Regions from separate parts of the Homo sapiens genome. Here region 1 is linked to region 2. Evidence: read pairs that join two places in POLR2A ChIA-PET (ENCODE). Cell type or tissue: HepG2. All regions are shown on one strand.

What was found. ChIA-PET counts read pairs that join two places held together with the same protein. Peaks named below come from ENCODE experiments on the same cell type or tissue, not always from the same donor. Only the 100,000 strongest peaks of a DNase experiment are listed, where the experiment ranks them.
Region 1: POLR2A ChIA-PET joins it to region 2 with 6 read pairs; 1 of 35 experiments calls an interaction of 5 or more read pairs at or near these places.

The regions. Positions count from the first base shown.
Region 1 is chr14:101,285,922-101,290,921 of GRCh38, reverse strand. No RefSeq gene overlaps it. Among named protein-coding and RNA genes, the nearest start is that of LINC00524, 120 kb to the left of the region's middle. RefSeq lists an enhancer at 1,645-2,180. In HepG2, a CTCF peak has its summit at 2,100 (motif pointing right); DNase peaks (open chromatin) are centred at 1,501 and 2,201; H3K4me3 peaks cover 473 bases.
Region 2 is chr14:100,748,895-100,753,894 of GRCh38, reverse strand. No RefSeq gene overlaps it. Among named protein-coding and RNA genes, the nearest start is that of DLK1, 25 kb to the right of the region's middle. In HepG2, a CTCF peak has its summit at 4,734 (motif pointing right); DNase peaks (open chromatin) are centred at 2,714 and 3,494.

The sequences.
Region 1 (5,000 bases), 540 kb before region 2:
GATGGCCATTAGTCTGCCAAGCTCTAAGTAGCAAAAGAGAAGAGAGAGAGAGAGGGGAGGCAATGCATTGTGCCATTTAAGCAGCATGGGAAGTGGTGATGGCCAGGAAAGCAAAAATAGATTGATGTAAATGGGAAGCCTTGCCGGGGAGGGCACAACTGAGGGGCCTGGAGAGAGAGCAGCTCCGGGCCCTTCTGTCACCGTGCTCCACTTTGTCAGGGCCCATCACATAGAAAAATCAGCCTGGGGCTTTTAATGCACAGTTTGGAGAATTAGTTTCAATTAGCAGAGAGACATTTTAAATCTCGAGAAATATTCAGCCTTCATAGATTCCATTTAGCATTTAAAATCCATTCTCAGCACTCATAGAATCATAGAGCATAAAACTAGAAAAGACCTTGGAAATTATCCCCGCAGCTTCCTTTGTACAGGGGGGCATGGAGTGATGGAGCCTACGGGGTCAACCTGCTGAGAGGCAGCTCCAGGACTTAGAAGTCAGCCTCTGGGCTCCCAAACCCCGTCTTCTTTCCATTAATACCCCTGGCTTCCCTTCTCTTCCCTAGGAGTGGGGGGCAGTGACCCGTGATATTTCCAGTTTGTGCACAGTTGTGCCTGTGTGTGTGTGTGTGTATGTGTGTGTGTGTGTGTTTATGTATGCGTGTGTGTGTGCATGCATGTGTTTGCCAGTGGTAAGGACAGAAAATAAGTGGCTAGTGACCTCCTTGGACACCTACACCTAACTCCGCAGCCTTCGGTGACCTAAAGAGTCAGTCTGTGCCTGGTGGTGGTCTGAGAGCCGCTAACACAGTCACGTTGCTGCAGGCCTGAGCTCATGTTCTCGTTCCATCTCTGCGCCCTGGGAGGAGAGTGGCCACAGCACTCCAAGTCTGTTTCTGCAGCTGCAGAATGAGCTCAATAGTGCCTACCTTGCAGGGCATTTTTTGAAAATGGATAATTACATGAATAGGTCACACACATAGTAGGTCTTGGTAAATATCCCTTTTCATCTCACATAAGAACTCTCCAAGGGCAGCCTGATGACAAGGTGGTCTCAGCGCCATCGTGTTCCATTTCGTGGCGTCTGGAACCAACACTTAAGCAGAACAGCACATCCCACTTGTTTACATCTCTGATACCACCACCTCCTTTTGCTAATGGGCTTCGGTTTTTCCTTTTCTTATTCTCTTTGCCTAAAGGCAACAACGCTTGTCTTTAATCAGCATAAGGCAATTTAGTACCCCTCACATCAGCCTGCCAGGAAAAATGAGCCATTAATTTCCTGGAGGTTCCAAGAACACACTTTTATTTGTTATACTACAAACACATTGAGGCTGCTGTGCCGGAAAAAAAAAAAGAAAAAAGAAAACTACGCTAAGTCCCCTGTTTGCCCAAGGTGACTCCGTAAAAATTAACTGCAGTGTTCAAGGCTGTCTTTCCTCTTTGTGACACAGCTGATGAACTTAGGTGTGATTCGAAGAGCAAAGTGCAGGTGTGTTTACCACCGTCGCTCTGTCAGGGAATCTGTTTCAACTGTAAAGGGATGCGATGCGGTTGTGCAATTTTCGGCCTGGGAACTGCATAGGTAAATAAAAAACAAGACGCGGTGTGAGTTTGGCTGTTCTTTTGCCCGCAGTTGGCTGTGGCCTTCTCCTCATCTTCACCATCCCTCCGGCAGTTTCCAGTAGAAAATTCTGGTGAAGGCGCTGGCCGTTCTTGCAGCGTTTCCCAGGATACGTTTGCCTCTCGCCCTGCTGAAGAAGATATCCTGGGCAGGTGGTCCTTTCATGGCTGTTCCTCACGGACAGTTCACTGCTCTGCTCAGAGATGTGTCCTGCCTCCCTGCTGACGCCACTCTGGGGGCCTGGGTTTGCTGTGTCAGCCAGAACCTCCACTTGCTGTTGGGAGGATCTTGCACCTGCCCCACACCTACTCTGTGGGTCCCGAGACCTCCCTGCCATTCCTTGGAGGGTCTGTCAATTTCAGGGTCTGGGGTCTGAGCAAGGGAAAGTGGGGAATGCCACTGTCCAATTTTTGCGCTGCTGTTTGGGTCTGGCAGTAAATCATTGAAGAGTCAAGGCCGAGTCCACCAGGGGGAGGGAAGAGGCAGAGAGGCCAAGGCCCATCTTCAGCATGAATGAATTGGGAGCTGGCCTTGAAATCAGAATTGGGTAATCACCGACATTCCTTCCTGCTACTGGGGGTGGCCATAGCTGGAGAGCTGCTGTGGGTGGCTGTGGACAGAGGAGAGGCTCAGAAAGGGGCCGGAAGCAAGCGACGCTCCATGTTGTGTAATTATTGTCCAGACTTTGATCTCAAGCGACAGGGTCCTCGGGGAGCTTGCTGCACTTGATTTAGGAGTCTGTTCTGCCGTCTCCCACCGCAGACTCACAGCGGCTCCTCCTGCAGTGTGAAAGAGTGGTGCTGACTCTTCTAGGATACAGTAACAGGAATGGTTGTTCCTGTCATACGTGAGGCTTCCACCTCCTCTCCAGGGGAGCAGAAGAGGGCTTCAGGGTGGGGCATCCCTCCAGCAGTGGGGGCCACACCAGTCAGCGCCCTTCCCAGGGGAGCACCCTGGGCCCCTGAATTATGCTTCTTGTCCCCACCACTGACTCCTGGGGACCCCGTGTCCACTCCAAGCTCCAGCCTGGCTCCAAGGAGGGAGCCACGTGAATAGAGTCTCAGTACACTGTAGGGTGTCCTGCATGAGAGGCAAGCTCAGGCACACGCCCTTTTCATTAATTCAGCAGAAACAGGAACATACTCTTTTCATTAATTCAGCAAAAACAGGCACACGCAGGGAAAGTGAAGAGAAAATAAGGACAGAGCATGCAAATGTAATAGCATCAAACCTGCCCTACTTCCCGCGCACACCAGCAGAGTGCTTGACTGTTCCTGGCCATCTCCTTGCCTCAGGTAACTCTGCTCAGCAAAGCTTCACAGGCCTCCATTCATCAATGTGGGATGCCAGGGACATGGAGGCTGGGATTCGGAGTGGACATTGCTGGGAGCAGATGTGCTTCAGGCATGCCGGGGATGTTCCTGGAGCTGGTGAGGGGGCGCCTAGTCCAGGCTGGGGGAAGGCTGAGTCCAGAAGCCAGCTCGGGAGGGTTGAAGTGAACTATGAGGTAGCAATGCCTTTAGGAGAGAAACTGGGAGGCTGGGGCTATCCTCCACAAAGAAAATGGGATGCTCTGGACCAGAAGAATGTCTGCAGGTACCATCATTTTGGTTTTTGCTAATTTTTTATCATTTCTTCACTCATCATTAAGCAGGGAGATTCTGTATGTGTCTGCCGCAGAGCTGGGGACACAGTGACTAGCCACCAGCCCTGCCCTGAGCAAGGAGCACACAGCCAGTCAGGGCTGCGTCCCTTGGCTCGTGGCCTCTTCCTTCATCTTCAGGGTGGCTGCTGAGTCTGAGGGTTTGAGTCCTTCTCACATCCCCTCCTGCCTCCTTCTTTTACATTTAGGGGCCCTCTGATGACACTGGGACCCACTAGGGTAATCCAGGATAATCCCCCTATTTTAAGGTCAGCTGATTAGTGACCTTAATTCCATCAGCAACCTTAACTCCACCCCTTGACCTACAAGCAACATAGCCACAGGTTCCAGGGATCAGGATGCAGACATCTTTGGGGGGACATGATTTTGCCCACCATAGCTTCCCAGAGGGGCTGGCATCTAAACTGATCCTGGAAGAGCGCACATGAGCTTGCTGGGTTCTGCTGAGGCAGCAAGAGGACTCTCACCACTAACAGAGCAGATCTCTTATGTGTCCTCTTGGACATTTGGAAAGACTGGTGCGGTGGGGCGGGGAGACATTAGAAATGGGCTGGTTTTTTGAAAAAGGAGACAAGACCCGGTAGAGATCAGCATGAGTCGGGGGTGTTACAGCGAACACCCAGTCCCTACCATGCCCATGACATTGGCACCATTTCCAGCAGGCGCAACCCCACACAGACCTCGGGGCAGCAGCCTGCTGGGCAGAGAGAGCTTGTCCCTATTCTGTATTTAGGCACAAGAGAGGATTCGGGGAAGGCAGCCAGATGTGCGAGCTGATGGAGACCATGTCCAGTCGGGCTTAGTCCGGTTCAGTCCAAAGGCATGCACTGTACTCTGAGGCCATTTCAAATGTTGCCAAGACCCCTGGGTTCAAGCCAGAAGGAGGACCTCTAGTCAGAGCTGGGGGTGGGGGTGGGGTGAGGGCAGTGGGTATTGTTGTAATTGTTTCAGAACATACTAAGTTAATTTATTTGTTTTGCCTTGTGCCTTTTAAACAGGCTTTCATCATCGAATGTGTTTTCCATCTCGTCCTGTCGCACAGGTAGGAGACCTTGTATTGTTTACTCCTGGAGGCGTCTCCTCCCCATAGCCCTGTTTAGTCGGCTGGGCAGGGAGCTCGTCTTTTTACAGCCTGTGCTTTGCGTGGCCTGGCCGCCTTCTCCGTTTTCACTCCCCTTGTTGATCTGAACCCCTGCCACAACAGCATGCTTCCCTCTGACTTTCACACCAGAACAAATTCCGTGCAGGAACATGGACCTGTCTGCTCTAACCCGGCCCACACCCCGCCACTCCCCTGCCCTCGGCCTCCAGTAGCTGAGTGACCAGGGCCCAGGGATGCCCACACAGGAGGCAGTGAGGTGTGTGGAGGACCCAGAGGTGGGCGGGTGGGTTCCAGGACCAGCCGGGCTCCTCCTGGACTTCAGGATCACAGGGTCCCACGTCAGGGCTCACCACTGCTCCCCTCAAAGCTGGCCAGGCCCGTCCACCTCCGTCTCTCTTCCGTGGCATCTCTAGGTTTGGTTCAGGGCAGGGAGCCAGCAGCCCACAATTGTTCACCATCTTGTCAGGAACCAGAAGTTGTCCAGCCCCCTTATGTTGGCAATGGGGAGACGCTCGGTGCTTCCATTTAGTACACGTTCATGGATGTTCGTTCTAAACCAAAGTGGCAGAGCTCAAAACCATGGCCTCCAGGGGCCTCCCCAGCCACCCAGAAGC
Region 2 (5,000 bases):
ACACCACAGAGTTCAGAGAGAGGTGGGTGGGAGCAGCCCTGTGTTGAAATGGCACAGACCCCGCCACTGTCAACAAAGGCTCAGCTGTTTTTATTAAATAAATGTCTTTCCATTTGTTATTTGTCTTTGGTTAATGTCCAGAGTTCCGAAATGGTTGTTTTTGGCAATTTTGTCCAATTTTATCATTGTTCTTATAGGGACAGGATTTGCTGTGGTCCTCCTTCCACCTTTCTCCCCATTTAACTTTAAGCTCCACTACTGCCAGTCACTTCAGGCTCCTCCTATCAAGAGACCAGTAGGCAAGGAAAGGGGTCACCATTCTGGCAGGAGAAATCAACCCTGATCATCAGAAAGAGATAGGGTTTCTATTACATTATGGAGCCAGGAAGGAACACATTTGGCACCCAGGTTATTTTCTGGGCATTTCTTGGCACAGTTTGGCCCAATTTGATCATAAGTGGGCAAGTGCCACAGTCATGACCAAAGCCAGTGCATGGTGACGAAGGTTTCAGACCCCTCAGAAATGAGGGTCTGAGTCACTCAACCCTATGAGCCGCCTAGATCATTACAGGTACTACAATGGGATGAGAAAAACCTGGAATGGGTGGTGGAGGTGGGAGACAATGAGCATCAGTCACGGCCTAAAGATCAGCTGCTGTGGTCGGGGCAGTCGGTTCATCCCAGCAATGCTCCTCTCGCAACTTGTCCCCAGGAAAAGAGGCCCATAGAATCCAGGAGGAGTCGCTCTCAGGAATTATCATATGAAATAAGGGGAGTCAAGTGGCATGAGGTGTGGACTGTAACCTGTGCTATTTGGGACTGAAGCATTAATTTCCCCAGCTGCTGGAATGGTTGGTGGCTGACAGCACTCAGCTGGGTCCACCTCTCCCTGGTGCCATGCCTTTGGCTGAAGAAAGCCTCACTGCCCACGGTCAAAGGCCCTCTCCTGTGGCAATCCATATCCAAAGATAGGTCAATATGGAGATACAAAGACTCCTCCCCAACCCCCACCCCAATGTGGGACAACTCTGAGAGGATGTCTAAAGCTCCATGGGGATTGTCTGAGACTTTGTCGCAACTGCAGAGCAATTAAACTCATCCCACCGCCCTTCTTGGTTCCTTCACCCCCACCCTCCTCGGGAGGTGTTGATCAGGAGAACATTTCTCAAAAAATCTCTTGTACATAAATTTCCACTCAGTGTATACTTCCAGGGGAACCCCACCTGCAACAATTGGTATCTCACTCTCTTGTTTCAATCATGCATAATTAAGCCCAGGCAACACAGCGATAACTCATCTCTACAAAAAATGTAAAAATTAGTCAGGCGTGGTGGCACACACTTGTTGTGCCAGCTACTTGGAGGTTGAGGCAAGAGGATCCCTTGAGGCCAGGAGTTTGAGACCAGCCCGGGCAACATAATTAGACCTCTGCCTCTACAAAAAAAAAAAATAGAAAGAAATTTTAAACATTAGCCAGGTATGGCGGCACACACCTGTAGTCCTAGCTACTCAGGAGGCTGAGACAAGATCACTTGAGCCCAGAAGTTTGAGGCTGCAGTAAGTTATGATCGTGCCACTGCGCTCTAGCCTGGACAACAGAATGAAGCCCTTTCTCAAAAAAAAAAAAAAAAAACCATAATTAAGCCCAACAATTAACATGAATGAATCCTCCTCCTCTATTTTTCTGGCAGCAGACAGGGAGAAAAGGGTGGCACACACAAAAAAGTCTAATTGACAGATGCTAAAATTGAGGGCAACTGTTTTATGAATAGGTAATTAAATCTTTTTGTATGCCAATGTCTCATCATTGTATACCAATGATGAAAAATGTTGCTTGCAGAAGAACTGCCACCTCTGGGATTTTTATAATAACTTCTGACAATTATATAGAATTTACAAGGCCTAAGCTGGAAACAACTTCAAATGAGGGACTGAGTCTGATGTGTCCGCAGTACCCACATTGGGCACTGCTCCTAGAAGAGGCTGGGACGCATTTCCTAAGTGAACGAAGGTGAAAACCCTTTCGCATGTGTCTTGTCGCACTGGTCTCTTCCAACACCCACTGCAATGGTGGGTTTGAGTCACATAGTAGTTGAGAGCCATGGCTTGGAAACTGTACAAGCCAGGACCCCATCAGCGGAGCCGAGCCACTCAGACAGAGAGGGAGAGAAAGGGATCCATTGCAGGGAGTTGACCTCACACAACTGTGGGGCCTGGCTAGGCAGTCTCTGTAAGTCTGTTGTCTTTGCATCCGAGGCTGGAGCTCGGAGAACAGAAGGCAGTGGGGAAGGCAAGAGAAATGTAAAGTGGGCAGATCGAGAGCGAGCCGGGGTCCATAGCAGAGCGGGCCCCACAAGGACAAGCACACCCGGCTCAATTCTTTTTGCCTCTAAAATTGGTATGAGTAGCCCACAGGATCCCAGGGCTTTCATCGCAGAGCGAAACACACATGCCTGGCCCAGGAGCCAGGGAAGCAGAAGGAGGATCCGGGGGTGTGGTGCAGCCATGGGCCCAGCCAGTCTCATGTCAATGAGGTGATCGGAATATCAGCAACCTCATAGGTGAGTTACACAACGGCTGTTCCTTCACCCTGCCTTCTCAGTCTCCCCGGAGTCAATACTGTGGCCCACTCTCACCAAAAATACACAGGAAAGGAAGTTCTGGGTAACATAACTCAGCCTCGCTAAGCTGATACATTACCCATACACCAAAGTCCACCTCTTGTCAACTTGACACCCAGGCCCCATCTCCTCTCCAAAGTATGAATGAGACTCACAAAGTCATCCTTCTGGATTACACAACTATCTTACAGCTACACATTACACAACAGCCCTGCCTATACCTACAAATACACTAACCTTTCCCCAGAAGAGGATAGAAAGTCCTTTTTTCCCCTTTGGACAAGGTTGATTCTTCTAGCTCACTCACACTGCCTGTTTTAAATTCTGCAGCCTAGATACTGAGATACGAAGCTAACTACTGGTTCCGCATCTTATGCTAGATGATGAGATAAGAAAAGAAAACAAAAAATACACATACATATAAACATATTCAAAATAAGGAAGAAAGACCCATGGTTATTACAGTCCTCATTTCTGCCACTGGTTACATCGTCCTAACAGGCATTGATAACTAACTCCTTCCAATGGCCATTTCATATTCCCTTTGGCTTTAGCGAGCATTCCAGCTACTCATGGTTTTTTGCTTTGTAGAGTGCCCCAAGCATTGATTCATGAAGACTTTGGGCCATTGGAGGTTCTGCCTGAATTGGGCTGGTAAAGATTTTCATTGGTTTTAATCACAGGGCAGGGGAGGAATAGAAAACACCCAAGGGTCTCCTGCAATTCATGGGTGCATTGGCAATCCAATCTCTCCTTGATCGGGATTGATCAGGATCAATCACCCCAGCCAGTACAGTGACCCCCCTTCTTCGCTTGTTGACTCAGCAGTATGAGGAGCTCAAAGTGACCGGATGGCAGTTTCAACATCCAGCTTTGCTATAGTTTGCATAGGGTTTGTTTGGCTCCATCAAGTCTCTTCTTGAAATTTGGCCCTGGGTGTTAGCCGTGGAGGCCTGGTGGGGGGGTGTTTTGCTCAGAGGAGCAGATCCCTCATGAACAGGCTCTTAGTTTCCACGGGAACTGGCGGTTGAAAAGAGCCTGGCACCCTCCTTCTTTTTTATTTTTTATTTTATTTTTCATTCTTTTGAGAGAGTGTCTTGCTCTGTTGCCCAGGCTGGGGTGCAGTGGCGTGATCACGGCTCACCTCACTGCTGCTTCAATCTCCCCAGCTCAGGCGATCCTCCTGCCTCAGCCTCCCAAGTAGCAGGAACCACAGGCACAGCTCCCATGCCTGGCTGAATTTTTTTTTTTTTTTTTTTTATAAAGACGAAGTTTCACCATGTTGCCCAGGCTGGTCTTAAAGTCCTGGGGTCAAGTGAACCTCCCACCTTGACCTCCCAAAGTGCTGGGATTATAGGCGTGAGCCACCACACCTGGCTGGCACCTTCCTTCTGCCTTACTTGCTGCTATGTGATCTCTGCATATGCTGGCTCCTCCTCACCTTCCACCAGGAGTGGAAGAACCATGAGGCCCTCATCAGATGCAGGTGCCAGCACCATGCTTCTATTTTTATTTATTTATTTTTTTTGAGGTGGAGTCTTGCTCTGTCTCCCAGGCTGGAGTGCAGTGGTGCAATCTCGGCTCACTGCAACCTCCGCCCCCCGGGTTCAAGTGATTCTCCTGCCTCTCAGCCTCCTGAGTAGCTGGGATTACAGGCACATGCCACCACGTCCAGCTAATTTTTGTATTTTTAGTAAAGGGAGGGTTTCGCCATGTTGGCCAGGCTGATCTCGAACTCCTGACCTCAGGTGATCCACCCACCTCAGCTTCCCAGAGTGTTGGGATTATAGGCTTGAGCCACCGTGCCTGGCCAGCACCATGCTTCTTGTATGGTGTGCAGAATTATGAGCCAAATAAATCTCTTGCTTTATAAATTATCCAGTCTCTCATAGTCCTCATGGGAATGCTAAATGGACTGAGACAAGCTCAAGGTAGTCATTGCTGTGTCAATGCCGAAAGGACTTGGTAGGCCCATGTGTGTACATTTTGGCAGAAGCATTGAGGGCAGGGAAGGCAAATTTCATCCAGAGTCAATATCTATTCCAGCGAGAACAAAGTGCTACCCCTTTCCATGATGAAGTGGCCCAGTGCAGTCGTCTGCCTCTAGGTGGCTGGCCGGTCCCTGGGAAGCGGACCATGGCAGGATTCAGTGCCGGTCTCTGCTGGTGGCCCATCGGGCTCTCAGCAGTGGCTGTAGATGATTGGCTTTGTGCAATGGAAGCAGACGTGGCTGAGAGTGTGCAACCTCCACTCCTTCCTGCTTTGCTCAGGAGCCTATATGACAAACCCAAGCATAGGCCAGAGAGGAGACTGCCATCCCCAAAACAGGTCATCCCATCCACCTGGTTAATAAAATCTTCCTCTGCTGAGATCACCCTT